Linked DNA regions of Mus musculus: regions 1, 3, 4 and 5 are each linked to region 2. Evidence: chromatin loops called from intact Hi-C (ENCODE). Cell type or tissue: heart. All regions are shown on one strand. Links, peaks and the distances in the headings refer to the core of each region. The heading gives the core; the rest is flanking DNA.

Region 1 (5,912 bases), core at 319-5,318, 150 kb after region 2:
TCTGTTGTAACAGTATATTTCTGGTAGGCCTTGCTTCAGTGTTTCACTGTCTGGGGCACTGGCCAGCCAGATCTGAGAATTATATTTAAATAACAGTACTTTGTGAATAGTTTCAGAAGGTATAAGGAAATCAACTGTTGCTCCATGGTATGGTTTTATAAAGGCAAATACTATTTCTGTTCCATCTGTTGGACTTTCTAACCGGTTTCCAGTGGTTTGAGCTTTACATTTTATTTTCTTGGCTTTGTTAGAACTAACAAAGATGCTTTTTGGTGACTATTTAAAGGATACATTTTATAATAGCTTTGTGTTTCCTAAGCTTTCAGATAACAATGAGGGGAGTTAAATTTTCCATTTAGCATTTGAAGAGGAGTCTTGCTGGGCACTGGAAATTAAAACATAATGTTCTGTATGCTTAATTCACTTAAGTGGGTATTATGAAGTACTTGTTACATGAATGGGAGCTTTGGACTGAATTCTTTGATTGGGAGACAGAGGCTCAAATACATGACTGACTGGTAAAGTACTACAAGCAGTAGCTTGTTCTAGACAGACAGCAGGAGGAGATGCTGCAGAACTGATGGGGACCCTCAGAAAGGATAGCTTCGAGAACACCCCACTTCAGACGTGTAAATGTTGGGCTTGGGGCCAGCAAACCAGAATCCTGTAATCCTGGTGCCTACTAAAATCTAGTCATGAACCAACTGGACAAGAAGGTTAGTTTTAAAAGCCCCTGATGAAGCCGGGCGGTGGTGGCTCACGCCTTTAATCCCAGCACTTGGGAGGCAGAGGCAGGTGGATTTCTGAGTTTGAGGCCAGCCTGATCTACAAAGTGAGTTCCAGGAAAGCCAGGGCTATACAGAGAAACCCTGTCTCGAACAAACAAACAAACAAACAAACAAACAAAAAAAAAACCAAAGCAAACAAACAAAAAAAGCCCCTGATGAATTAAATCAGAGCAGTTTGGGTTGGTTAATGTCTTCCAACATGGCTGATAAAGCAACCCATCACATATAAACAAAAAATGGTTATGTAGATTGTTATTTCAAAAGGACAAGTGCCTAACTTCTCTTTAAGGCCAGCTTTCTGAGTAGACTGTTAATAGATTTTGAAGTCACTGTTAAGGTGCATACTATTGATTAATTTCCTGCAATTTGTCTCTGGTGTAGTTACCTCACATCACTGGTAATGGTGACTTTCAGAGGACTGCTTTGTTACTGGAGCTAGCAGTTCACGTTTTGTTTTGCAGTAATTTTTTTAAATGTCATTTTGAATTTTGCACAGGTTCCTGTGTGGATGTAGATATGGAAGCAATATGGACCATGATGCAAATAGACCTGATTCCATAGGTTTTTTTTTATTTGTCTGTAGACTGCCTATATAAATTATGCAGCATAAATGCAAGCAGTATTTTGACATTAGCATTTTAAGTTTAAAGATCCCTACTATGAGTGGTGCTATGTTGAGTTGGTGGAATGCCAGGTAAAAAGTCAGTTCCAAATGTACTGTTTGTTGCTTGCCTTGAAACACCATCACCTCCTCCTGCCCCCAAATACACACACTCCTACCACCAAACCATTTAGCCTTCAGGATTAATTTCCTGCCATTTGTCTCTGGTGTTCTGCCTTATGCTTCACCCTTTTGTGGAATCTATCACGCCTCTCTTGTCTCAGCTATGCTGCAGAGAACACTGTAAACACTTCAGATGCATTTTTGTGTATGCATTTTCCCCATTTACTCTGTTGGATACTTTGTAAGGTTGAGGGCAGCACTTAAAATTTTTTTTTATTGCTTCCATTCTTATTTGTGCTTTATCTCAGAGCCTTGCACAAAATGGGCACGGGAGTTTTTGTTTAATGTTCTCTAGTGGAATTCCGAGTGATCCTCGGAAAAGAGCTTTGCCCCCATATGTGAATGGTTAGTAATGTTTGATTATCCCAAGAAGATTTATGTCCTCAAAGGGAAGATCAGTTAAGAGATGAAACTACACAGGAGAACTTCGTGATCTGGAGCAAGTGACAGAGTGTTCCGTTGTTTTGACCCCTGGGGTGGGTCCTTTAGTGAGAAGGAACTACAGAGTGAGGCTGAGCATACATTCGAGTTCTCGCCAAGCTGCTGTCCTGGATCTGTTATTTACTTGGAACTCTGTGTGTGCTTTCTTAGTAACCTTGTTCTACTGCTCTGACAAAGCAGTGAATTAGGAATTGTTTTCTCATTTTATGGAGGAAGAAATTGGGGTAGGATTTATATTTAAAGTTACCAGTGTGTTTGCTTGAGGATGGAAGTTTTCCATTGCTTCTTTGAGACATGCTTTGTCATTTGAAAGTGAGACCATCAATTTGTTTTTAATTAAAACCTTTATTTATGTGTGTGTGTGACTGTGTCAACTGAGTGCAGAAGCCTGAAAAAGCCACAAGAGGGCATCAGATCCTTTAGACCTGGAGCTGTGGCAGCTGTGAACCACCCATGGCCAGCATAGGTGCTGAACTCAGGTCCTCTAGCCATCTCCAGCTTCCTTGTTCACTTTCTTAAAAATTAATTATTTATGTTTTCATCCATTCATCCATTATTTATTTATTTTATGTGTATGGAAGCACACAAGTGCCACAGTATGCCCATAGATGTCAAGAGGCCAACTTGCAGGAGTTAATTCTCTTTCTTAATGTGTGGGCCAGTGGGATCCAGCCAGGTCTGCAGGCTTGGGTGAAAACACCCTTACTCACTAACCTATCTCCCTGGCTCTGTTTACTCCTTTTTAAACCAAGAAAGAGCTGTTGGCTCTTGTATATCCTTGGAGCCCTTCACAAAACTCTGTTTGGATTAACTGCTGACCCCATGTGATATACAGAGCATCTGGCAGCTGGGGTGGAATTCTCAGCTGTCTCTCTTTGTTTTGTCCACAGAAGGAAATGTGAGTTTTATCTTACTGCTTGGGCAATGGTACATTCCTTTTTTGGTTCATGAGACCCACCAGTCTGGATGTGGGTTCATTTCCTACCATTTTTGTTATCTTGCATTAGTTTAAAGATCAGGAATGAACATAACCTACTCTTAATGAGCATAAAATTGGGAGGCATCTCTGGTGTACCAAAATTCTATTTTGAGGTTTAGCTGACGTTGTCTAGTTCATCCTTGTATTAAGGAAATCCAGGGAGCAAACCCTAAGAAGCTAGGTCTGCAATTTTATCTTTCCCTTACTAAATCTGTTTTCTAGATCTCGGTGACATTCCTTATTCTTGCCACATCTATGGGCATGATTAAACATTGTTTGTATCTTACTCAAAATTAACTGTTTTTATTTCTTGACTAGGAGAGAGAGACAGATGTTTGAAGACATACTACACTGAGGTTGAAAACCATAGTTTTTCTGGATAGTATAGTTGAGAATACTGCCTTTTTTTTTTCAGATGTGATATATTTGTGTGTGTGCAAATGTTCATGCACACTAGTGCATATACACATACAGAAGCGATTGGCAGAAAAGTATATTGTAGTTGTAATCATATACACCTCTGATTATTTCATGCCTGGTAGTACTTATATAGTATGCTGTGTTCCCTACTTAATTTTCTTTTGTAATCCTAATAGCTTCATGAAATGACTACTCTGTATTAGAGAGGGGGAGACAGTGTCACAGCACCTGTGTCATTTGGTGGATCATGCAGCTAGTAAGGGACAGAATTAGAACCAAACCAGGTCTCTGTCAGTCCCTACAAAGTTAGCAATAAATATCTATTCTGACTTCATTGGGTGCCTGATCAGATTTTTGGAGAGTCTTCTGTGCCTTCTAGAACGTGGAGGATTAACTTAGAGGTTCTCTGAACTGCTTCATTGATGACTTTGGAGAAGGAAAGATAATTCATAACCAAGTAGATAACTGAGATCTGGCTGAGTTCAATACTCGAGCCGGTCTGCCCCCTTCTATCAGCTGCAGAGTAGGAAGAGCACAGCTTAAGTAGCTTGCTCTCACGGAGGGGAAGAGGAGAGGAGTGGAGAGTCAAGGAAGACGGATGTTACCTACCAGCTGTGAGCTTTCCTAAACGAAAATTAATAAACAACAACAACAACAAAAACCTTTGTTTTCTGCACTTTAAGCAAATATCTGATCCTGTTTAAGAAGGGAGAATAGACTGTCTCTTTACATGTTGACCTAATTATTGTAGCCGTTCCACGTAGTTATGAAACGGTTCTAAGAGAGGAGACACTGCTTTAAAAAAAGAAAGATAGATCTGATAAAGGTGGATGGAGAGGTGGTGGGAGAATGGAGGTCCTCCTGGGGATAACAGACTGCTCAGGGCAGCTGGGGGTACCCAGTGGACTCACCAAGCAGGGAAGATGGCTTGGGGAAGGTAAGCTAACCTGTATGGTTCAGGATCCACAGTCCTGGTAAAGGTGGGCAGAGAGGTTGCCAGGAGAATGGAGGTCTGCCGGGATAGCAGACTGCTCAGGGTAGCTTGGGGTGCCCCAGAGATCTAAATCCAACACTCTCCATCCAGTTTAGCTGTGTTTATTTAGCAAAAACAAACTAAAGTGAGCTGTGTACAGCAACAGAAAGAATTGGAAGATTAGAACTTGAGGAATGCTGCTCTCGTAGGGGACACTTACACACATTAAATGTATTCAAAATGGTTTGTATTTTATTTCCATTTCATCTTAAATCTCAAAATTCTTGTTTGGGAGAGAGAAGTGGATTTATTGGGCGCCATCTACTGGTTTTGTCTAATAGCCCAAAGAAGTGAAGCCTGCAAATGGCTAAGAATTTGCTTCAGTATTGGTGACGCGGAATTCGAAGCTGGAAGACAGTAGCAACTTTATTAGTAGTGGTACTGTGTGAGCTGAGTTCTGTTTACATTGAGGAGAGGGAGACTTTTAACTAGAATATCCGAGAACATGTTAAAAGAGGAAGACTGCTAAGTGGGTTTAATTGGCCATTGTCATTATCTGGCAAAATAGAAACATCAAAGAAACTGTATAATATTTTCTACCAGTGAAGTCAGTCCAAGCCTGTACTTGCAATGACCTAGTTGGTAGTAAAATCAGTGAATTCCTCAGTTGATTTCTGTTTATGTTGTTTGAGGTGCTTTTAAGTAAAGCTGAGGGCTTTGCTTGCTAGTTGGGAGTGGGCTGTACCCAAGGCTCTTGGAATGTGTCTGAGCACTTTCTCTTTAAGAGAGTTGGTACTAAGGACAGGGGAGATCCTATTATGTCTTCTTATCAGGAGTGTTTCTGAGTCTTGGTTCTTTTTAACTGTCATTTTATGGACGTGAGCTGAAATCTTTTCATCCTCATAGCATTATATTTTAGATCTTTTGATTTTTTTCATCCAGTTATCTAACCTAAGATAAATTGGGGAGAGAGATTTGCAGAGTAGAGTTAGGCATTCATTTATCCAGCCAACATTATTGAGCACTTACAATCACGCTTAGGCACTGATACTGCATTGAATAAAACAAGTATGCCCTTAACTCAGATAAATATGCTGTCTAAAATTCTGTACATCAGTATACTGTATATATGTTAAAATCATGAGTCATATCATTACAGGAGAGGTAAAGCAGGACAAGGCAGGTGAGAGGCGGGGTGGGAAAGCTCTTACTCATCCCCACACTCTTGAAGGATGGTGATCATTAGCGTGCACGATGAACATATGTGACCTTTTCCAGCGATGTGTAGACTTGCATGGGGCAGGAGATGTAGCCTTTCCATGGCCACCCTTGTTAGTGTCCGATGGACTGGGAACTGTGGTCCTGGAGAATGGATTCCTGATCCTCAAGCCATGGCACATTGCTTCATGACTGTGCCATTTCATTTACTTTGTGGTTTTGCATACATCCTTTCAAGTCCTCTGAATGGATGTATCCTTTGTCTATTCAGTTCTTGCCTGAGCTCCCCATTTAAAGATTCATGCTCTT
Region 2 (5,912 bases), core at 542-5,541:
GTAGACATACAATAGAACTGAGCAGCTCTTCTCTACCTTATCCAATACCACCGGTTCATAGACTGGGGCAATTACACACACACACACACACACACACACACACACACCACACACCACACACCACACACCACACACCACACACCACACACCACACACCACACACACATACACACACACGCACGCACGCACGCACGCTGACATCTGCGCCATGTTTGTATTTTTGGTAGTCACAACTTAGAGGTGTTACCAACATTTTGTAGATAGAGTCCATGGACGATGCTAAGCATTCCGTAAAGCGTAGGATACCCAGCCTTCTCTACAGGAAATACTATGCAGCCCCCAATGTCAATGGTGCTTCGATAAAGAAGTCCTGTTTGAGTTAATAAACACAGGTAAAGGAGTTAGGGGTTTATACTTCCTGCAGATGCACATGTGCGCCACCTCTCTTGTCACGTTGGGAAAAGAAAGCCAAGACCTAGAGATAACCAAAGTCTGGCTTGGCTGTTTCCCGGTGCCCACACACAGACTTCGGAGGTCACATCTGGCTACTGTACCCTTGTTTCCTTCAGCTCAGGACACCTGAAGAAGCATCTGCTACCCACAAATCCTGTCTCCGCTAGGCTTTTGGCTGGCTTTCTCGGTTTGTCTCCAACCCAGGAAAGACAAAAGACATTTACAAGAAACGGAAAAGTGCATTGGAAAGAGCTGGCCAACATCAACCAGCAAAACTCCTGCCCCTGCCCTCAGCAGCGGCCCCACCTTCAGCAGGACCCGCCCACAGCAGCCAGACTGGTTTTCACTGCTGGCAGTCCCTGTTCTCAGAACCTTTTTGTCCTTGGTTTTAAATGACCTCATCCTCGACGTGCAGAATCTAGAACAGCACAGCTGTCACTAGCTGGCATCTCCTTAGAATTGTAGCGTCTCAGCCCCACCCCTTGACTCAAATCTCTTCATTTTACCAAGATCTTCGAGTGATTCAGAGGCAAAGCTCACTGATAGGGTTTATGAGTCAAGATAAAACTTCAAAGTGGGCAGCTGAAGACAGAAGCAAAGTTAATCATGTAACATGATATACAGTTTCTCTAAGAGATGTAGGCTGTGGATGGTAGCCTGCACTGTAGAAATGTAAAGGAATGTGTAGAAAAGGGGGGTGTAAATGTCATGTAAAAAGACACTTTTAAATGTTCCAAAGGGGTTCACTGTACCCAGCAGCTGAACAGCAACATAAGAGATGAGGTCTGTCTCTATAGCCCAGGATGACCTTGAACTTACAGCAATCCCCCAGCCTCAGCCTCTAAAAGGAACCATCACCTTAGCTTATTTTTTAAAATAGAAAACAAAAATGTTATCTCCCATTAAATGAGAAAAACTGATCTAATCAATATCCCCAATACAGCAATTCAAATATCAACTATCAATATCCCCAATATCAATTTTTATAAGAAAACAAAAAGTATATGTCTCACAATGTAGTCTGGGCTGCCCTAAAACTAGCTATACTAGGCTGGCCTCAAACTCATAAAGAGCTGCCTACCTCTGCTTCCTGAGTGCTGTGATTAGAGGCATGTACTACCAAGCCTGCCTAATACACACACACACACACACAGAGAGAGAGAGAGAGAGAGAGAGAGAGAGAGAGAGAGAGAGAGAGAGAGAGAGAGAGAGAGATTATTTTTAAAATAACTTAGGAAACAAGTTAAGGTAGATGACGCAGTTCCAACTTCAGGTTCACTTTCAGCGCATCCAAATTGGCTTGGTTTGATTCATCCAACAAACATCAGTGCCCTGGTTTATGCAGAGTTACAAACTGCAAGGAATGTAGCCACCCACACAGCAGCCAGTGTAGAATAGAAGCTTTGGGCTTTAGGATTGCAGCTAAGAAGGAAGGGAGAAAGGAAAGGAAAGGAAAGGAAAGGAAAGGAAAGGAAAAAGAAAGAAAGAAAGAAAGAAAGAAAGAAAGAAAGAAAGAAAGAAAGAAAGAAAGAAGAAGAAGGAGGAAGGGAGGGAGGGAGAGAGAGAAAGAAGAAGGAGGAGGAGGGGAGGGAGGGAGGGAGGGAGAAAGGAAGGAAGGAAGGAAGGAAGGAAGGAAGGAAGGAAAGAAGGAGGAAGACAAGCAGATAGAAAGATAAGATTCCGGGTCAGGTCTTGATTCTGGACTCACAGTCCAGAACACAGGCTCAGCTTGACTTGAGTACTTACTGACCTAGCCATGGCTCATGGTGAAACATTTTGTTTATTTCTGAGGCGGAGTCTTGCTATGTAGCTGTATCTCAAACCTTGAACTCGAAATCCCCCTGCATCTGCTTCCCAAATGCGGGACTTACAGGCCAGCACCACACATGGCTCTGGTAAAGGCTTCACAGAATAATGTCACCCGGTCTTGCCATCCCATTTGTGACTCAACAGCTCTCTCTGGCCTTCTCAAAAGGAGCAAGTTCCAGTTCCTAAGGCTCCCAGAGTTCTGACGCATATCTAGAAACAGCCACTAGAGGCTGCCCTTGGTTCCCTCACCCAGGACCTAGAAGGCCTGTACATGTCTGGGGGAGGGCTTTGTTCAACCCTGAACACTCTGTTCTGTCCTAACATCCCCACACTCTTCTGGGAGAAATCAACCAACAGGGAAATAAAACAGAGGTTTCTAGAAGCTGCCCCACCTACAAAAGGAGTTCAAAGGCCATTGAACTTTCAAGCTCAGGGAACATTCTGAGCTGTGGGGGGAGGACTCAAGTGTCGGGAGCAGAACTGACTCCTGAAATATGTCTGGAGAAATGTGAGCCAGTAAATCACAGTCCTGCCCAGGGTGGGGACCTAGGCACTTGTCTAAGGAAGGGAAATGGCCTGGCAATGTTAGTGAGCCACCCCACACCCCACCCCACCCTCCCACACTCACAGCTTAGGGCCCATCTTCCCTGATTTCAAAACTTGGACTAACAACTGTTTAAAAGCTTGACCAAGGAAAGCTGATAACAGTAGCAGAGTCAGGATGATTCTTTGATGTGAATTATAAACAGATCATGCAGTCACACAATCACATTATTCAAAACTCAAAAGAATATAGACAGAGGAGAAGCTGGGGAGATGACTCCACCATTAAGAGCGTTTGTAACTCCTGTAGAGGACCTGGTTTCATACAGGGGACCCACAAGGTGACTCACAGATATTAGTAACTCTAGTTCCAAGAGGATCTGATGGCTCCTTCTGGATTCTTTCAGTACTATATACACATGGAGAACAGACATACATGCAGGTAAAACAGAAAATTAGAAAAAAATAAAAATGAGTGTGGAATTATAACCAATAACAAGACTTCTGCCCCACTCATCCCCCAAACCTCCATCTTTCTCCATGTTCTGTCTCCACATACTGTGGTAACCACCATCGTTTCTACCTCACTGTATTATTTTTAGTGTGCTATTTTCTCTCAGACAGGCTCTAATGTAACCTCAAACTGGCCTCGTACCTGCTATGTGGCTGAGGATGATCTTTAACATCTGACCTTCCTGCCTCCACCTACCTAAGTGCTAGGATTTTAAGCCTGCATGGCAGGGCCCCATTTATACACTTACTGAGCCCAGGGCTTCAGACAGGCACTACTTCCTCAGGCTCCTCTTAGCATCCCTTCATGCATGGAGTTAACATAATACATATTCTTTTTTTCCCTCCATACCATACATGTTCCAGATTTTACTCTATTCCCATGATAAAATATTTCAAAGTATTTTTTTTTCACCAGCACATAAATGGCTTCCTCATTCTTTGCATCTCACAGCTGCACAGTGTCCCATTGTATAAAATAAAGCAATTTAATTAGGCTGCCTTCTATTGGTGGAAATCAGGCTGTTTCCCACTTTTGGCGTCTCTAAACAATGCGGCAGGAACTTCATACTCACATCCTTTTTCATGAGCCAGAGCCAGAGTCCTGCATCTAACTAACTCTACTTCATGTTCCTTGTGCTCTCAAGCCAAGGGAAGACCAAATAGAGAGGAGGTTTAACCAATAAAAGCTCCCATCTCCTCCGGTCCACTTTCCTTCCCTAGCTATAAAGTCTGTTTCTATCTCAAACAGTCACAGACACCGCGGAAAAAGAGCTCCTTCCAATTTCTCTCTCTCTATGACTGCTTCACTCTATTCCTTAAATACTGTGTGACTCCAACTGGGCTGAGCTCAAGATGAAATCTAAAGGTGGTCTGTGTAGAATGGGATTTCTGCTACCCTTTTGATCACACTGTTTTCTCCATGCCTTAGAGAAGTCCAAATCTTGCATCCTGGGCCAGCTAGTTTTATGTCACCTTGATACAAGACAGAGTCAACAGAGAGGAGGGAGCCTCAATTGAGAAAAATGTTCCTGTAAGATTGGGCTGCAGGCAAGTCTCTAGAGCACTTTCTTACTAAGAGATTTGATAGGGAATGACCCAGCATCATCACGGGTGATCCACCCTGGGCTAGTGATCCTGGGTTCTATAAGAAAGCAGGCTGAGCAAGCCATGAGAAGCAAGCCAGTAAGCAGCACCCCTCCACGGCCTTTGCACAAGCTCCTGCCTCCAAGTTCCTGCCTTATTTGAGTTCCTGACTTATTTGAGTTCCTTCCTTATTTGAGTTCCTGCCCTGCTCCCTTCAGTGATGGACTATGAATGTGGAAGCCTAAGCCAAATAAACCCTTTCTTCTCCAACCTACCTTTGGTCATGGTCATAACAATAATAGCCCAAACTAAGACACCTATCACAGCCTAGCACAAACCTGGATTTCAGTCTAGACCTTGAAGAAGACCCAGAGAAACTACCTGCTACTTCAGAATCCAGCATCTTCCACCATCTTTGGCTGTAATCTAAGGACTGGTACGTGAACAGAGGCAACACCAGACAGACCAAAGAAAGTCTACTTGCTGAGAGATGTCAAAGCTGTCACCCAGGTTCTCATTCTCAACAGCTATAGACATGTTGTTAATTCTTTTTATAAATAGTCTCAGGTTCACCTCTCAAGGTATCTTTTTTGTTTGCTTGTTTGTTTTAGTTCCCCAAAGTAGGAATCAGAATTAAGAGAGTCTTCAAAAGACAAAAACAAAACCAAGAGAGGGCATGTTGGTTTAAGTCATGGGATTCAGACAATCAGCTGCAGCCTTTGCCGAGAGGGTGTGTCCTTCTATTTTAGAGATGTTTCTTTAACTGCATACCATTGATTTCCTGGGTGAATGGCATAAGGCTAGGTAGGCACTCTTGCCTAAAGGAGATGCAGGGCCATACCAAGTGTGTCGAATACAGCGAGGGGCACAAACCCAAAGTTGTCTGAGGTATAATACAGCTAGCGAGCTATGCCTGGGTCTCCTTGAGAGAAGCATGTGGTGGGGAGAGAGGAGAACCAGGCTTGGATTCCTTGAGGACATGGCACTGAAGCCTTACAGAACCCTCAGGCAGAGGAGGTCAAGAGCAAAGGCCCAGTTGGGGGCACTAGGACCAAAAAGTAAGTCCAATTAACCACCTGGGGTAAGGGGTGATGAATATAGTAAGCTACTAGCTCCCAGAGAGCAAGACTTAAAGGGGAAAGTTGAAACAGAATTGAATTAGATCTCATAGTCCTTGCATATTAGCCATTCCTCTGATCTTACCTTAATTAGACTCTGATCTTAGCTTAATAAGTTCACCCTGACCCTCTTCAACAATTGGAGCGATGTTTCAGCAGAGTTCCCAACAAAGCCTTCCTCAACCGACTCAGCCCTTTGGTCTTATCTGTGACCTATGACCGTGTTCTACTAATCACAACAGAGGCTTAAGCTGCCTCTTAAAATCCACCAGCCTTGCACTACTTTCCAATGATTCCTGTGTCTTGCCCTCTAGTTACTGGCTGGGGAAGGCTAGGCCATAGCTCTCTTGATCCCAAATGTACTGGTTGGATTTTGTCAACCCGTCACAAACC
Region 3 (5,912 bases), core at 561-5,560, 340 kb after region 2:
TCTCCTCTCACCTCCATGTGTCTTCCTGAGGACACGCAGTGACCACAACTGACATCATCGGCATCTTGTTTGTTGGTTTGTTTGTTTGTTTGTTTCATCCTGCTTTATTTTGGTTATGTCAGGAATAGAGATGAAGATGAAGGGATTCCCAGTGAGAATGAAGAAGAAAAGAAATTGTTGGATACCAAAGCCCGGGAGTTAAAAGGTAAAATGTTGGAAATGGAACATCACTAAGAATAGTCTAGTGGGTCTGGAGAAATGCCTCAGTGGGTAAGAGCACGGGTTAGACTCGCAGAGGATCTGGATGCAACTCTAAGCACTCGCTGGCTATTCACTACCGTCTGTAGCTCCAGCTCCGGGGGATATGATGGCCTCTTTTGGTGTCTCTGGACAGCAGGCATGGATGTGAGGTACCAACATACATACAGGCAAAACACACACACACTCACACACACACACACACACACACACACACACACACACACACAAGCACATAGCCCATCCCTAGGAAAGTGTTTGTGGTTTTGGACACAGGTGACTTCGTTCATGCCTTGTCATAGAGAACTTGCCATATGTCATAGCCATGGCTAAGGTTAAAATGAGAAAGATATTTGGGAGTTAGTCATTCTACTCCTTGCATTCCCTGGCCTTCTTGGCTGTTATTCTCACAGATGAACTGTGAGGTGGCTCAGGGACAAGGGACGAACTGTTGGAGAAGTTCTCAGTTACCCACTAGTGTTTCATGTAGTCTTGTCTGCCTCCCATTGTGTAGATGACACAGTTGAAGCCCTCAAAGGCCAAACATCCCAGGGCTAAGTGTGTGTATGCTTATTAATGACTGAGCCAGAATCTTACCTGTTTTCTATTTGTTGTGAGACAAGTCTCGCTATGTAATCCTGGCTGGCCTTAATTCTGGGTCCTCCATCCTCAGCTCTAGAGTGCCAGCTAGTACTGCACTCCCTCTCATTCAAACAGCAGAGCCTGGTAGTCTTCTTGTCTTTACTATATATTAGTTGAATTTTTTAAAAACCTTCTTTGGTTAGAAATAAGACAGGAGTTAAGTGAACAGAGTTAGTGACACCATTCTGTTACACTGATGGATGGGAGAGGAGGGAAGATGGTTGACTTCAGACCCCCATTATATCAAGTCTACTAGCCTGTTGGATGACGAGGATAAAATCTTCCTTAAGATTTGTTGTGCAGTTGGCTAGATGATACACAAATGAGTGACAGAACACAGATTGATCTGTCTGGTGGGTCGCATATGATATGTGGCATCTGCCCTTTCTGCCTCTGTAAGTCTCACAGAACCTGCTGCATAAATCACATCTGGGAAAAAAAGTATCTTGCCTCCAAAGGACAGATACATGGAAAAGAACTTGATCTGTCTGCCAGGAGTGGTGGGTCTACGTGTCAATGGTAGGAGCTGAGACCTGAAAAGGGAATAGAGTGCTGCACTCTTAATGTAACTGTTTTCAAGTATTGAACCCTTTCAGGAGAATTGCTTGAGGAAGTAGAGGTGCTTCTGGACCACTCGGGAAATCTCTAGGATAAGTTAGTGAGAGATGAGTAGGTAACCAGACAGGCGAAGAAATAAGGTTGTTAATCAAAATGCTACGGCCAGCCTCAACCAGAGATGCCTGTTGGCAAAGAACACTGGTGAATGCAGAGATGCATGGCTGTTCAATGTGGAGAGAATAAGTTAGTGACAATTGAGTGTTCAACCCTGAGCACAGCATTTATACCTCTCCCTCTGAGGCTCTGGGAGCATGGTGGAAGAAGAGCTAGAAAAGAAATGTAAGAGCTTCAAGACAGGGAGAAGCACTAGGAATGTTGGTTTCTGGACATGGCACAGTGGTTACAGTCAGTACTCCACAGCAGCTGTGGCTGCCTTCAGTGGGGCCCAAGAGTAAATCAGGGATAGGGGCTCTACCCTTCCCTGCTGATGGAATTGGGAGGAAGGGCAGTTGTGGTCTTAAGGCCCATTGAGGAGCTCATCAGACTCACAAAGGTGATCTTAGTTAAACTCAGAATAAAACAGCAAGTCATGAATGTAGGAAAATTACCTGGGATCAGATACTAGAGGTAGGAAAGAAATTCGGGTAAAAGAATACACTTTAGACATGTATGAAATTGCCAAAGAACAAATTAAAAATACCAACTAGGCAGCTGGATGTGAGTGATGGGACAGGATAGACAAAGATACCGGTTTACCAAGCTGGGGATCCTGGAAGATAGAGTGCTAAGGAAGAAACCGTAAACTAGAGGTCAGTCAGCGGGAAGACTCATTTCTGCTATCCTGATAGCACCCTCTTGGTTGAGATACTCATGTGATAGTGACACAGTGGTCTGACGTTCAGAAAATAATGTAGGTTTAAGGGTGCTTGCTGAGGATAATCAGCATACGGGAGGCAGTTGACAGAGAGTGTGAGCCCCAGGAAGAAAGTGTGTAGGGCATATAGAGGGCAGTCAGCAGTGCCACTCCATTGCAGATGGAGGACCCATAAAATGCCCGGTGAAGAAACTGATATCCTCAGGGCAGCACAGGTAGAGTGTTTCAGAAAGAGGAAATAAATATCCATGTGGGAAAAGACCTAAAATAAGGGTCTGTAATTAAGGTGGTTGCAGGAACGTGGCATCAGTGCCAGACTGTGGTAAAGACAGCCACAGTCAAGAAGGGAGCAGAGACAACGTGCAGAGCAGTTACATCAGAAGTGCTGCTGCTGCTTCACAAAGTACAGAAGCAACCCTGTGCTCAGGATGGGAGGCATCTCCTGTCATGGCCCTTCCCTTAACTGCCACAAGGTGGTGCTCATCTCCCGGTCATCTCGTGGTCCACAGCTCCATAGAGTTTAAGTGGTTTCTCCATTTGCCCTGCAGAACAGCTTCAGCAGAAGGACCAGCAGATCCTCCTCTTGCTGGAAGAGAAGGAGATGATTTTCCGGGACATGACTGAGTGCAGCACTCCCTTGCCAGAGGATTGCTCCCCAACGCACAGCCCGAGAGTGCTCTTCCGCTCCAACACAGAGGAGGCTCTCAAAGGAGGACCGCTGATGAAAAGTGCAATAAATGAAGGTAATTTACACACAGTATCGGCCCCTCCTGTGTGTACACTAATGTCCTCTGCCAGTTCCTGCCATTAATAACTAAAGCACCAGTATAAAAAACTGCCCAGTGTCAGTATAGTAACTATCCCTTAGTTATAGTAAATATCCCTTATAAGCACTATGCAGGCTAAGAAATAAAATGTGGCAGATACCCTGAAAGCCTTTGCATGTCCCCGTCATATCTAACTTCCTCCTAACAGGTGCAGCTTCCCTAAAGTGCATTAATAATCACTTAAGTATTTTCCCCTTCTTTCTGGTTTTATTTTTAAGTTATGTTAATGTATTTACTGTACGTGGGGTGGGGGGGAATCCACACTGTGACATGGACATAAAGGTTAGAGGACAGCTTGGAGAGTCCGTTCTCTCTACCATGTACGGCTCAGAGATCAAACTTAGGTCATCAGGCGTGGCCCCATGGTGAACATCAGGCATGGTCCCATGGTGAATGCCTTGACCTGCCATCTCAGTTAGGGTTATTATTGCTATGAGGAAACACCATGACCAAAAGCAAGTTGGGGAAGAGAGGGTTTATTTGGCTCACACCTCCACATCACTGTTCATCATCATGGGAGGGCAGGAGCCTGGAGGCAGGAGCTGACTCAGAAGCCACGGAGGGATGCTGCTTGCTGGCTTGCTGGCTGGCCCACAGCCCCATCTTACGGAGGCATTTTCTCAATTGAGGTTCCCTTCTCTCAGATAAGTTTAGTTTGTGTCAAGTTGGCATAAAAGTACCCTTGCGTGCCTGCTGAGCCATCCTACAAGCCTGCATCCCCTTGCTCGCCCTGTACTTTATCCTTGGAGTAGCTGAGCTTTTTGAACCATGAGTTGGAGTTTCCATATGGTACCTTCTGTCCTCTAGATCTTGCAGTCACCGCTGCTTGCGTTACTCATAATGTGTGCTCCTGTGGTACTGGTTCTTTCCCAGGGAAATATCAGGTCCTAGGTAGCCCTGTTTCTGTGGAATAGGAACCGTGGGATGGATAGAAGGCTGAATGCCGGGGGGAGGGGGGGTCTTCTTTGTGTGCCAGTCCTCTGCTAGTACCTGCACTACGTTGTACACATGTCATGAGGCTGCAGTTGTAGCTCAGAGATAGAGCTCTGCATGCAAGAGGGGCCTTGTGATCAGTCACCAGCCCCAAAATAAACTTACTATGGATTCATGGGTTCTAGATCTCTGAGCAGTTCCCAACCTCATTTAAAGCTAGTGTCCTCCACTGGCCACAGTGCAGAGCTTGCTTCCAGGAGTTAAGGAATTCATTCCTTCAAGATTTCTGGTCTCTTAGTGAAAAATATTTTAAGATCGAAATCTAGGTACCAGGGATATAGTATATATAGTAGTTGCTGTGAGGTTTTAAACATTACTGTGTTGTCCTTTTCAGTGGATGGAGCTAATCAAATTACAAATTACAGGTTGCCTTTTTTATTTTAAAACCTTATCACTTACAAATGTCTGTCTGTTTTCCACATTGAGTATTCTTTCTCAAGGATACCCTATTCTATATTCTATTATAGAATTAGAATAACCTCTATTGGGTCGATAAGATGGCTTAGTTTAGGTGAAGGCACTTGCTGCAAAGTGATGACCTGAGTTGATTCCCAGAAGCCACATAATAAAAGGGCTTCCACACCCTCCTTGACACTCATGGACCACCACATATATACATACACACAGAGAGAGAGAGGGAGAGAGAGAGAGAATGAATATGCTTTTAATTAAAAATACTGTCCCAATCATGCATTAACACTGGTTCTAGTGTAATAGTGTAAGAATGATACTGGTATTCTTACCAATACAGTTCTTACATCCAAGGCGGCCTGTCTCCCATATCCATATTCTGAAGTAGTTACACTGTGTCTACACATCTGGTCTGTAACCATGCACACCCACTCTACTCCTAGCCTGACATACAGTATTTGTTCTTTAAGTACATCCTTATAGAATCCCATGTTTAGGTCAGTGTCCTCAAAGGCCCAACAAAATAGTATTTCTGACTCCTTTATTGATTTCAAAAGATCTTCTGGATATGAAATCTTTGGCTAGTATTTTCATACCTGAGTATATTAGTTACTCTCATGTCACATCTTTTTTCCCATCATGCTCAGAGGCTGGTAACCGTTTCTTGCCTAGATGCCCAAATTTTGTTTTGTTTTGTTTGTTTTTTTTTTCAGTCCAAAGCTTTTACAGAGTATGCTATATGCTTCTTGTGGGGGTGTTCCTTAAATTCCAGCACTCAGGAGGCAAAGGCAGGTGGATTTCTATGAGTTCAATGTCAGTCTGGTCTACATAGTAAGACTCTGTCTCCCAAAAATACTAAGCTTAAAAAGAGTTTCTCTCCGGGCAGTGGTGGCACACGCCTTTAATCCCAGCACTTGGGAGGCAGAGGCAGGTGGATTTGTGAGTTCAAGGCCAGCCTGGTTTACAGAGTGAGTTCCAGGACAGCCAAGGCTACACAGAGAAACCCTGTCTTGAAAAACAAAAACAAAACAAAACAAAAAAATCTCTCACATCTGTTTTCTATTATATTTTTATTGTTTTAATACCATATTAAAATTTTGATGCTTGTTAAGATTTTTCTTTGTGCCTCTGATTTCCTCTGGGCCTCCTTTCTCATCCACCCCTGTTGTTCCTATTCTGCTGTCCTCTAGCGTCAGTGTCTTCTCCACAGGCCCTGCCCAAAGGAAAATCTGAGGTTAACAGTTAAGGGTTACATTGGAAGATCCTGATGCTTAGGATGCTCTGCACTGGAGTCTGCCTGCTCTCAGAGGAGCAAACCCAGCTAGTTTTACTTGCTGTTCTCAAACTGG
Region 4 (5,912 bases), core at 469-5,468, 120 kb after region 2:
GCCATTGTTGATTTGGGGGCCTCAGATGCTTCCTTGATTCATAGTGAGATACCCCATGCCTAGCACTGGGATTTTTGTTTAATAACCTATTATTTCTGGGGGAAACATTTGCAACCTACTCATATTTCTGTTCAAATTCATTTGTAAAACATTTGTGTGAATTGTTGTCAGTGTGTTGTTGCCCTTGTCCTCTGCCTCTTCTTTTTCCTCCTCCTCCTCTTCCTCCTCTTCTTTCTCTTCCTCTTCCTCCTCTCCCTCCTCCTCCTCCTTTCTCCTTTCTCCTTTCTCCTTTCTCCTTTTTCCTTTCTCCTTTCTCCTTTCTCCTTTCTCCTTTCTCCTTTCTCCTTTCTCCTTTCTCCTTTCTCCTTTCTCCTTTCTCCTTTCTCCTTTCTCCTTTCTCCTTTCTCCTTTCTTCTTCCCCTGCACCATGTAGCCTTTGCTGGTCTGGAACTCATTGTGTAGACCAGGCTGGCCTTGAAATTATAGAGATCCTCATACCTCTGCTTATCAAGACATATGCTACCACACTGGGCTCTGTGCTTGTATATTTAACATAGTTAAGAAAGTAGCAGGTTTCTGTAATGCTTTTCATACGTCCTACATTTTGGAATCCACCCTCCATCCTTGATAAAATCTTTAAGCCCCAGTATTCTCCCACTCCACATCTTTCATAGCACTTGTGTTTTTTTCTTCCCTGTTAAAGCATCTTTTCTCCCCTTCTCCCTCCAAGTTAACATATGGCTTCGTTACTGAAATGATTTATTCAAATAATTTGTTTTTAATGAAATGTCTTACTAAGTTGGAAGAGTACCTGTTACATCCTAGGTATACGGTCTTGATGAGATTTAAAATGTACAGATGTGTCTCTAGCTCGACGTGGATAAAATTAGAAGTCATATGCAAGTATAAGTGAACATATATTTTGGATTTTATCTAACTCAGTTATTAGTGAGGGATTTGGTAAAATATTTAAACAAATTCCACATACCTAGTACCCTTTAATGTGTGCTGCACCTTGGTGATATTTCTTTTAGGGTCCATTGTGTTCTTTTATCTTCCGAATGTTAGTGCTTGTTCTTTTGGGAGCATCCATTTTAGTATAATTTCTGTGCCTTTGCTTTGTGCGAGAAGCCTTGGACTCTCATCAGTACCAGTCCGATTTAGTGTAGCGAGGACTTGGATTCACACATAGCTTTCTAAGACTGCAGCTTTCTGCATGAGCTCTTGCTGCTCCACCATGTGGTCTGGGCAGCCTTGACCTGCAAAGTGAAAAGAACAAAAGTGAATCTCAGCAACGTTCTCAGCTCTCAGCTTTTACTCCCTCAGTGCTTTCAGACGATTGCTTTTTCTGTTTTGTTCAGAACTTAAAATAGTCTCAGTCTTCTTACACATTTATTGACTTTTTAAAAAAGCTCTCTTCTAAGTCTCATTCACTACTTATCCATTCTATTAATTTTAATATTCGAATTGTTATTTTGCTTCAGTGTTTGTAAACCATCCTGTCCCTCTTAGGAATACATATTAGAGAATATGCTCCAAGCCTTTGAACTTATTTGTTATCACCTCTGGTTATCCTACTGTAGAATGTTTCTTAGGAATTGTGACAGTTTCATGTGTTGGAAAGGAGCAGGTTAATTTGGCAAGATTTTATTTATTGCATAATTAGTTCTAAGTGCTTCAGAAAGACAGAACTTACACTAGGGTTAGTTATGTCCAGTTCGTTCTCAGCCAGAGTGGATGTTTGTGTTAAGGCTGCTAACAAATAGTCAACTGAGAAGTAGTGTCTTGGAGAGTCCATAGCTGAGTTTTAAGTTCCTCCAAGTCTGTGGTATTTCTTTTGCCTTCTGTGAGACTGACTGGGAGGCATTCCTTGCATGGGTGGGTGGCTGCCTTCTGTTTTTGTTTCTTGCTCTGGCCTGGCTTAGCTGCTCAGGTTTACAATGGCATGCGTCAGTGTATATGGCTTTGCTTTGTCCATTGTACTGGGCCATTGTCTGCTCAGCTTAATAGCAGATTCCAGGACTTGTGATTGCTTTTTGAAAAGCTAGTGTGCTCTTGAGTATGTGCCATGCAGTGCTAGGATGGCGTGCTCCTTATCACTACTTAAAGTTAGTTAATTTATGGCGGAGCAAACAGAAACATCATACATTTGTTTCTCTAGAATTTTGAACCATAAGCAGACTCCCTTTTCATTCTTGGAAAGCTTGAATATTGATTCTGACCCCTCTGGGTTTTATAGAATTTGGAGTAAACCATTCTTAGAGAATTTTATTCATTTAACAGCAACTAAGTTTGTGTAGTAGAAACTCTCAGCTGGTGGCTCAGTTTTATGTGGAGAAAAACAAAACAAAACAAAAAAAAAAAACGAAGCCCATGTTTATGTGGAAAGGTCTAAGAGTGCTTTCCAGCAGTTTCTCAAGTTGTCAGCATTTCTGTTTGCTTGTGGGTTGGCCTGTTTGCTTGTTAGCTGTTCTGGAAAAGCAGAAGGTGTCATGTATACATTAGTTTACAAATGAAGACCAACAACAAATGCTACCTTTGTTGTCTCTTCATTTCAGTGACTTAATTAGTAAAATTTCACACCCTCTGTCAAGCATCTTCTATTTAATGAAAATCTTCTAATAACAACTCTTTTCATTGTTTTCTGTATTAATGTACAGTATACAAAACCACCTTCCCTCCTTCTTGGCCACATCCCTAAGGTACTCTCGTGTTTCTGTATGTGGAAAAAGTATAAACATGACTTTAGAGTCAGGTCTGGGTTCAAATTCTTGTGGCTCGTGTATATGCTAGTAGTGTAATGTTACATTTTCCCCTAATTTTGTTTTGTTTTGTTTTAGATTTTATTTTATTTTGTGTATACCGGTGTTTTGCTTGAGTGTATGTCAGTTCACCATATGCATGCAGTGGACACAGAGGCCAGAAGAGGGTGTCAGAGCCCATGAAAATAGAGTTAACAACAGCTGTTAGCCTTCATGTGGGTGGTAGCTTTTGAACCCAGATTCTCAGGAGCAACAGCTATATGGCAGCTCACAACCACCTCTAACTCTCGGTGGTTACAACACAATCTGAAAGTGTAGTGGCCTTTAATCCTGGCAGGCAGCTGGGTATCTCTTGAGTTCCAGGCTAATTAAGGTTACATCGTGGGATCCTGTTTTAAAACTGCACAAAACAAAAGCCCGTGGTTGAGTTTTAGAAATAGTTTTCAGGTGCCAGGAAAGAAACTTGCAACAACAACAAAGGTGAGATGGGTTGGCATATTGGATCTAGTTAACCACCTCTTTCTCACTTGTTTAAATATTACAGGCTTTCTAGTCCTGTGCAGAAATGAGTTTGAAAATATCTAGGGCCTTCCACAAGCATTCAGTGCATAAGCCAAGGAAGAAGAAGGATGAAGAGAGTGGAGATTGGGCTGTGGGTCCCCTGCCTTGCTTTAGTTCCATCCCTGCTGGGCTGGATACCAAGGCAGTTTGTCTTAAAAAGTTATTTGTAGTTGGGCTGTGTTAGTGTATGGGGACTTGGGAGGAGAAAGCATACATTAAATAGTCTCCATATATTAAATATTAAATTTACATGCACAATGATATGGCCTGTTTGTATTTATGGTAAAGTACAAGTTATTTTACATTTCTAAATTTCATGCCATTTATTTCTGCACAGCAAAAAATGCTAAATGTTTTTATAAAGAACCAGTTCTTTTTGTGTCTTTGTTTTTGTTTTTTAATCTGTGTGGGTGTTTCTCTGTGTGGGTATACATGTGTTTGCGGGGGGGGGGGGGGGGGGTGCCTGAGGAAGCCAAAAACATTGAATCTGGAGCTGGGTTCTAGTCATTTATGAGCTGTCTGACCTGGGTGATGTGAGTGGAACTCAGATTGCAAGGGTAGTGTGTGCAATGGTTGCATTGAGCCATCTCTCCAGCCTCCGACTCTGTGTTTTGTTTGAAACAGGATCTTGCTGTGTCTCCCTGGCTGGCATGGAACTTGCTATGTAGACCAGGCTGGTCTCCAATTCAGAAATCTCCCTGCCTCTGCTTCCTGAGTGCTGAGATTAAAGGTGTATTTCACCACATCTGTCATGTCTGTATTTTTCATGACAACCTTTAAGTGTTAGAAAGAGAGTTTTCATATATGTGTTGTATAATATTAACATATACAGTGTTTCTTTAAAGGTGTTTAATAATACTTAATGATATTTTTCTTTTACCATGTCACCCAAGATTGCAGATTCAGTTTTGGTTAGAACTGCTTGACATGTTAGAGATGAGTGAAGGATATCTTACTCCATGTGGTATGAGAGGTTCCAAAACATTTCTGTTACTTCAGAGCAATGTCTGTCTGTCTGTCTGGCTGGCTGACTGGCTGAAATTTTCTACAAACAGGATTGATGGTGCTCCACATAGATTCTATGCTAACATGGCACTTGATGGTTAGGAGTGCTTATTTGCTCTGTAGAGGACCCAGGCTCATTTCACGCACCCAAATGGTGGCTCCCTACTGCATCCATAACTCTAGTTCCATGGGATGTAATGCCCTCTTCTAGGCCCCTCTGACTTCTGCATACATGTGATGTAAAAACTCTTGGAGGTGTGCATGCAGGCTCACACACAGGCACAACTTTTAAAAACAACAACAACAACAAAAAAACATGGTTTGGTGTATGTTATAAAGCACAACAGGGATTCTTCAGATCAGAAGTGTTTTGTGGTTTAAAAAAAAATCCATTAGAGAGGCTGGAGAAATAATGGCTCAGCAGTGAAGAGCACTGACCACTTCTAAGTTCAATTCCCAGCAACCACATGGTGGCTCACAACTATCTGTAATGGGACCCAATTCCCTCTTCTGGTGTGTCTGAAGACAGCGGCAGTGTACTCACATACATATAACTAATTTTTCTTTTTTTTTTTTTAAGTCCCATTGGAAGAGTTACTTTTCATTTAAGTTGGGTGGTAGTGGTACAAACCTTTAGTCTCAGCACTCAGACGCAGAAGCAGGTGGATCTCTGTGAATTTGAGGTTACCCTGCTCTACAGAGCGAGTTTCAGGACAGCCAGAGACCCTATCTCAAAAAGCTAACCAAATAAACAAAACACCCAAATAGGAAATTGCTGAAAGTATTGGAATTCTCATTTCAGTAGCATTTTCAGTTCATTAGGACACTCACAGATATTTTACGTTAAGTCTTATTAGTAAACACAGGTCCTTCTGACTTTGAGATTATTTTGTAAGTTGACATCTCTCCTGATTTTCAGTGTCATTGTTCCCCAAATATTGTGGAATCATCTTTGAGTAGAATATTTAGCCACAAGAGATGTTTTTCTTAGTTTAAAGGCTAATGTTATTTGCTTTTAGCTTGTTTGTGACTTCTTTAGCCTTCTATTCTACTTGTGTAATTCAGTTGATGGTGCTTTTGTTATGTGTCCAAGCTGGTAGGCCCCCATGGCTCTGTTATGCCAGGCCCAGCAAGATAAGCCACAAATAGGACTTGGGATGTGTCCTGGTAAGGGCTGTTTAGGCAGTCCAGGTGGCTGATAACTTGGCCCATTAGGCTGCTTATTTTTGAGATAGAAGGGAGGGGAGAGTGGAGGAAGTATAAAGGCATGGCTTTGGCAGTCTCTTAACTGGATATCTATTTTAACCCCTGTAGAAATCAATTTACATGTTTCACAGCTGAGTATGAATTTTCTAAATTTAAAGTGTGTTCTTACTACCATAGGGATAAATGTCAGCACTTAACTGAATTTGTGGGATTTCTCTCCCTTTTCTGGATGCCTAGGTCACTTAACAGTTTCCTTTCCTTTGGATGACAGGATACAGCTGTTCTCACTTGTAGAATGGCCTTCTCCATTGTGGGAGTTTCCTTCTCCATTGGGATATTTGCAAAGCAACAAAAACATTATTTGTAGGAAATCATAGG
Region 5 (5,912 bases), core at 587-5,586, 210 kb after region 2:
TAGTAGGAACAATCTGATGATATAGTATATTTACAGATTAAACAGATAAGTGAGGCATGCTAATGACTGTATTAAAGGTATTATAAAGGACAAGAAATGGAGAACAGATATTTTAAAATAATTATGTACCAAATAAATAGCACTATATCTGAATTTTGATATTATAAATTCACTAAAGGTGCAATCCTATTTGTTTGTTTTTATTTTCCTGAGCCTTGTCTGTACGTCTATGATATTTTTATATTATTTATTTTTAAGACTTATTTTAATTTTGTGTGTGTGCACACACATGTGTGCAAACATCCCACCCCCATGCATGTGTGTTGTGGGGGAGTATGTGCAGATAAATGCAAACAGGAAGGTATCAAATTCCCTGCAGCTAGAATTAGAAGTGTTTGTAAGGTGCCTGATGTAGGGTGCTGAAAATAGAAATCTCAGGCCCTCTGCAAGAGAAGTATGCATTCTTCAGCAGAGCTATCGCCTCGGTCTTTTTTTCCCCCCCCCTTAATTAATAACTTCTGATCAACTGTAAATTTTATTTAGTTTTTTCATTCTCTCTCTCTCTCTCTCTCTCTTTCTCTCTCTCTCTCTCTCTCTCTCTCTCTCTCTCTCTCTCTCTCTCTCTCTTTCTCTCTCTCTCTCTCTCACACACACACACACACACACACACATTCCAGGGGCAGAAGACTAGATTAGATAGTTAGGCTGTCTTCATAGTTCCTATAACAGTGTTGTGTTATTTTTATAACATTGATGAACTGTGATTGTTTTAGCCATTTCTTTCTTATTTGCTGTATTTGTTCATATAATTAATTTTTAAGAACCTTTCCACTATGCATAGTAATGTGGGTACAATCTCAGTAGTTAGGATGGAGAAACGGAAGGGTTGAGGCGTTTTGAAGCTAGCCAGTCTATATAGCAAATTTCTCTACATAGTGAGACCTTGTCTCAGAAAAGATGCAAGCAAAACTAAATTAATTTTAAGGTGCTAAAAACCATTTTTGATCATATTTTTAGTGCCCTCAAGCCATAACACCCTTGACAGTAGTTAAGAGTTTGGTTTGGCTAATAGTATACACTCTCTTTTCTTTAATATGCTGTATGGACAGCACAAAACCCACTTTTTATCTAACTGATACATAGAATTCCTAATTCTAAAAGCGTAGATATGTTGGATTGAACATATTTTGGGAATGTAGTTACGTGGCTGAATATTTTGCTTGAAAGGGGTTCTAAAACTGATTATACTGTGTCTTTACATCGGTATTTGAGGCAGATGGATAGAAGGCCCGGAAAGACAGTGCTTGTCCAACAAGACTTGGCTTACAGGTATCAGTGACATCTTTTTCTCTTAGTCAGCACACCCCCCCACACACACTTTTCTTTTCATGATCAATTTTTAAAAGGTATCTTTGGTTTCCTCCTAGAAAACAAACTTGAAGCAGATGGACAATCTCATGCCATTAATGGTGACAGCACAAGATTCGTCTTGTGTGCCCAGTGTACCAGAGACAGATGGCCTATTCCTTCCCTGTGTACCAGAGCCTTCTGACCACCAGCATCCTCCTTTTGAAGAAACTAAGAGCACTCTGTGCTGCCAAAGGAGTCCTGGGAGGATGGCTGAAAGTTCCTGTGATTTGTCAAGCATGGTTGAGGAAGAAAATGTCATCTGTTCTCATAAGAAAAATAAAGATGTGGGGAGAAAGGGGGAAGAGGCGGAGCCAGCATCTGCCATGGACTCCGGGTCTGCATCTCATCAAGACAGCTGCCTTCAGAGCGTACCCGACTGTGGAGTGAAGGGCAGAGAAGGTCTTCCATCCTGTGGAAACAGAAACGAAGTAACTGGAACAAACTATTCTGGAGTAGCCACATGTCAGCAGCCACTGAGCAGCAGGAGCAGTGTGCTGCAGGATGCCATGGTCACAGAACCAGATGCATGCCAGCACTCTTCTGGAAGGGAGCTACCAGACAGCTCTTCAACAGATGTTGGTGCCCCAGAAAAGGCAGGGGAACTGGAACATAGCCTGCTTACCCCAGATGCTACCACCCAGAACAATAAGCCTCAAGTAGGGGAAGGCACAAAGGAAAGACTTGAGAATTCAGACAGTAGCACAACTGAAACAACTGCTGTTCAAGTTTTAAGTGAACCCATGGAGAAAGCCGATATTACAAACCATGTCTTTGCCACCAGTGCCGTAGGTGTTAACACTCCTGCTGAGGCTTCACCTGCATTGAGTTCTGAAGAAATCCCCACTGAAAAACCAGGAATGGAAACTCAAGAGAGAGGCTGTGAGGGGGGAACCACAAGTGACCAGAGCTCCCCGGTGCTTCCTGCTGCTGCTATAGAAAACAAGGTTTTAGGTGGACAAGAACCTGATACTTCCATAGCAGGCTTTTGTAAGACAGCATCACCTTTGGATTTAACCATGCCAGGCCCAAGTTCAGATGGGATGCCAGAACAGAACTCAGAGTCTCATGCACGGCCTGCTCAAAGCCTAAGTGGCCAGGCGCTGCTCTGTTCTACAGCTGAGGCTGGCACGCCTTCTGCTGAGGCTACACATCAGCCGAGCACAGTGACTTCTAGTGGCAGGTTGGAAGAATGTGGCAGTGGTAAAGCTAGCCTGCCTGAAAGCACAATGGTGCAGCCAAGCACGCAAGAACTTTGCACCACCCTCTGCCCAGAAGACCCACAAGCTGACACAGTCACTTCTGACACTGTGAAAAATACCCAGAAATCTGTGGGGGTTTGTCATCTCTGTGTTTCAGATGCAAAGAATCAAGGAAATGGTTTGAAGCAAGATACACCTTTAACGAACGTGCTTGAGGATGTTCCACGTCTGCCTTCAGTTGTCTCCCAGACTGAGAAAGAACTAGCGCCAGACCAGGTATCACCTCCAGCCAGCAGTTTCTCTCTGGCAAGCAGTCCAGAGAGTGAATCAGTAACCAAAGATGACGCACTTTCTCTTGTCCCCTCCCAGAAAGAAAAGGGAACAGCAACTCCTCAGCTCCATAGAACTACAGCTTGTCGAGATGGCCCAGATGGAAGAGATTTGAGTGATACCGATAAGGTAGGAGACGGGGCCACTGACCCACCTCCATCCTCTGCTGTAGAGCTTCGGACCAGCATGGGAAATACCAGCCCTGTAGGCATTGGTGGAGAACAGGAGGGTTCCAGCCCAACAGCAACACTTGAAGTGCTGAGTGACTCTTTACTGCATAACGTGGATAAAGCTGCTTTGGTTTCTGACTTTACTCTGCCTGAAGAAGGTGTCAGTGTAGTGGTTCCAGAAAGTTCCACAGCTCTGGGGCAAGATGGCAAAGATAGAGCAATGAGCTGTTCTTCAGTTAAAGAAGACGTGCATTCTTCAGAAATGTCAAGGGAAGACCAGAGAACACCTCCCTCTGGGCAGGAGATACCAGGACTCTGTGAAAAACCTATGTCAGCCCTCTGTGCCGAGGAGAAAGCACAGCAGCACACACCCTCTGCCTGTCTGAAAACAGAAACTAAAGACATCAAGGAAGTGGCCCCACAGGTCTCCCTGCTGACTGAAGGTGGGGCTGCAAAGAGCCTGGTGCCACCAAGAACGAGTCTGTCTGCCGATTCAAAGCAGAAAGCCTCGAGTACAGAGCAGAGCGGCTCATCTCTGTTGCCAAGTGGGCTGCCAGGTGCGTCTGAGGCACTCCATTGTAATCAGCCTTCTGCTCTCGATGTTGTCGTAGAGAATACTCAGTTCCAAGGGGAAACCAATGCTTGTGAGGTAAGCAGAAGTGCGATGGAGGATGTTACAGTGGCTGATGCTTCACCAGCTACTGCTGAGCCCAGAAAAAAGGATGCATCACACTGTATCAAAGACATCCCAATTTCAGAGTTGTTAAACCAAGAGAAGCAAATGACTCCAAGTTTGCCAGAAGCTTTCCTGGACAAAGGTGTCACTGACTTACAGGAAGTCATAACCCCAGAGATAGAACCACTTGATTGCAAGAGAGAGACGCTGGAGGGAACAGACCTTAACTGTGCCACGAGTAACTCCAAAGAGACCCCAATCGAAAAACCAATGCAGCCTCTTGCCAGGGACCTCCCCACAGAGACAGGGCTCTCAGTGATCAATAACAATGTCCCCCAAGCTGACATGAAGCAAGTGGCACAGGCTTCCATCCCGGCAGAGGAAAGTAATGCCACTACTGTCTCAACCCAAGCTGCAGATGTGCCTACCAGAGCAGACTCCATAGAGGAGACCGCCACTAGGATAGTGGAGGCCGTCATCAGGCAAGTCAGGGCCTCCAACGCACTGATGGCTAAAGTAGAAACCCAGAATCCGTCACTCTCCAGTCCAGAGACTAAGCAGCTAGAGAATGCTTACACAGAGAGTGCATGCGCTTTCCTGCCTGGGGAGACCCCGCAGATAGAGAAGACGCACGAAGACACCACCGGGCAGTGTGGTGCTGAGACAGAAGAACCAGAGAAAATTATTCTACCTGAGTCAGCACCAGGTAAGCAAGGCAGTTTATAAGACTTAACAGCTTAAGAATCATGTCTCTGTTGTGTACTAGAATGTCGATATTGTTGGTTTGTAGTCCTACTTGCTCAGTCATGTAAGTTGCCAAGTTAATAGTCACTGCTGTCAGAAAACACGTGTCATCTTAGGTTGGACAGATTTTACTTCCTGTATTACAGGTGCAAAGCTTTCCTGTTGTTGTTGTTTTTTCAAGCCTACCTTCTCTGTCACACTGGAGCCATTGCAGTTTCTAAATCCGGAAGACAGTACATGGATCTCAGACGGCGTTAGATAATCAAACAGCTTAGTTCTTTTCTTTAGAACCCCAGAATGTAGCGCTGAAATGAATGTGCTTTGTTTACAGATTGGAAACTTTTCCAAGTCATAGCTGTCTGTATTGTAAGAGAATTTAAAGTTGGGCCGGCTTCATGAGCAGCTGTTTTTGAGAAGTACTGAATTAAATGAACATCTAAAACGGTGATATTAGGTCATTGCTTAAGTTGGGGGTGTGTACTCTTCCTCCTTTTCCTGCCTGAGAAACAGACCTCCAGGTTTGCTGCTTTGCTTTTGGGCAGAGTCTGGGAATTCAGGGTCCTGCACAGCACAGGGGATAGGATACAGGATTTCCGCCCAAGCCCAGTCCGCTGCGCTGCTGTCACCAGGCAGACCTGGTGTCTGCTTATCTCGGTGAAGCAGCTGCACTAAGCAGATTGCTCAACACAAGCTGCCTGTTCCATCGATGGGTAACTATGTCCTAAAGAGAGTGTCGAGAAGCCACCATTGCTCAGTGGAATGAACTCACTGGATAGAACTTCTTATGGCCTTTGAGACTGAAGCCGAAACTGTATTCGGAATGGCTGTCACTCTTGTCTTCTGAAGTCCGGAAGGTCAGTTGATGCAGACGTTTATGCCGCCACCACATGCTACCCTGTACTGTGGCTCTGATGCTTTTGTGATAGGTGTTTTGTTTTTTTTTTTTTTTTTTTTAACTGTTGGCAGTGCTTTTAAGAATAGTGAATAGTACATGTTAGAATTGTGGGTATGGGGTATGAAGAGAGATGAACAAAAATAAAGAAATTGTTTCTGGAGAAGGGGGTTCAAACACGGTAAGTACTATGCCCAGATGAAGGGCTTTTGGACTGTTTTAAACCCCAACTTCCAGAGCAGCAGTTACATGACTAAGGAAGCTGATGTGGGGGTCTTGGTGACTTCAGTTTTTAGACTGAGTACTGTTTCAGGCTGGCTTCTATCTTAACACTGAAATGAGGTCTCTAATTTTTTTAAAAAGGCACAACAACAAGTCTATTTTGGGGACCTTGGCAGGTTGGCATTTCAGAAGCATGGGAGTGACTGTAAGCTGATGCCTGGCTGTTTTTCCTTTCTTTGGGTGCTCTGTCCTTGGCCAGCCTGGATGGG

What was found. Hi-C counts contacts between places; a loop is a spot of excess contacts. Peaks named below come from ENCODE experiments on the same cell type or tissue, not always from the same donor. Only the 100,000 strongest peaks of a DNase experiment are listed, where the experiment ranks them.
Region 1: a loop joins it to region 2, with 7 times the contacts of the local background. A loop is called at or near these places in 14 of 42 quality-filtered maps.
Region 3: it touches region 2 in a loop (2.5-fold over the local background); 2 of 42 quality-filtered maps call a loop at or near these places.
Region 4: it touches region 2 in a loop (4-fold over the local background); 2 of 42 quality-filtered maps call a loop at or near these places.
Region 5: it touches region 2 in a loop (2.9-fold over the local background); 4 of 42 quality-filtered maps call a loop at or near these places.

The regions. Positions count from the first base shown.
Region 1 is chr7:75,551,422-75,557,333 of GRCm38, forward strand. The region is part of intron 2 of Akap13 (A kinase (PRKA) anchor protein 13); the gene reads left to right. Among named protein-coding and RNA genes, the nearest start is that of Akap13, 99 kb to the left of the region's middle. In heart, for the core only: CTCF peaks have their summits at 2,405 (motif pointing right) and 4,714 (motif pointing left); DNase peaks (open chromatin) are centred at 2,060 and 2,800; H3K27ac peaks cover 558 bases.
Region 2 is chr7:75,396,878-75,402,789 of GRCm38, forward strand. No RefSeq gene overlaps it. Among named protein-coding and RNA genes, the nearest start is that of Gm46017, 38 kb to the right of the region's middle. In heart, for the core only: a CTCF peak has its summit at 2,483; DNase peaks (open chromatin) are centred at 794 and 2,624; H3K27ac peaks cover 2,841 bases.
Region 3 is chr7:75,736,486-75,742,397 of GRCm38, forward strand. It overlaps Akap13 (A kinase (PRKA) anchor protein 13), which reads left to right. Exons shown (of 37, transcript NM_029332.1): 29 at 123-205; 30 at 2,881-3,075. Among named protein-coding and RNA genes, the nearest start is that of AU020206, 43 kb to the right of the region's middle. In heart, for the core only: a CTCF peak has its summit at 2,794 (motif pointing right); a DNase peak (open chromatin) is centred at 2,796.
Region 4 is chr7:75,519,499-75,525,410 of GRCm38, forward strand. All of the region lies in intron 1 of Akap13 (A kinase (PRKA) anchor protein 13), which reads left to right. Among named protein-coding and RNA genes, the nearest start is that of Akap13, 67 kb to the left of the region's middle. In heart, for the core only: CTCF peaks have their summits at 1,262 and 2,921 (motif pointing right); no DNase peak of the experiment used is centred there; H3K27ac peaks cover 334 bases.
Region 5 is chr7:75,607,058-75,612,969 of GRCm38, forward strand. Akap13 (A kinase (PRKA) anchor protein 13) reads left to right here. Exons shown (of 37, transcript NM_029332.1): 7 at 1,428-4,503. Among named protein-coding and RNA genes, the nearest start is that of Akap13, 150 kb to the left of the region's middle. In heart, for the core only: CTCF peaks have their summits at 2,595 (motif pointing left) and 3,493; DNase peaks (open chromatin) are centred at 1,784, 2,564, 3,534, 5,144 and 2 weaker places; H3K4me3 peaks cover 652 bases; H3K27ac peaks cover 5,000 bases.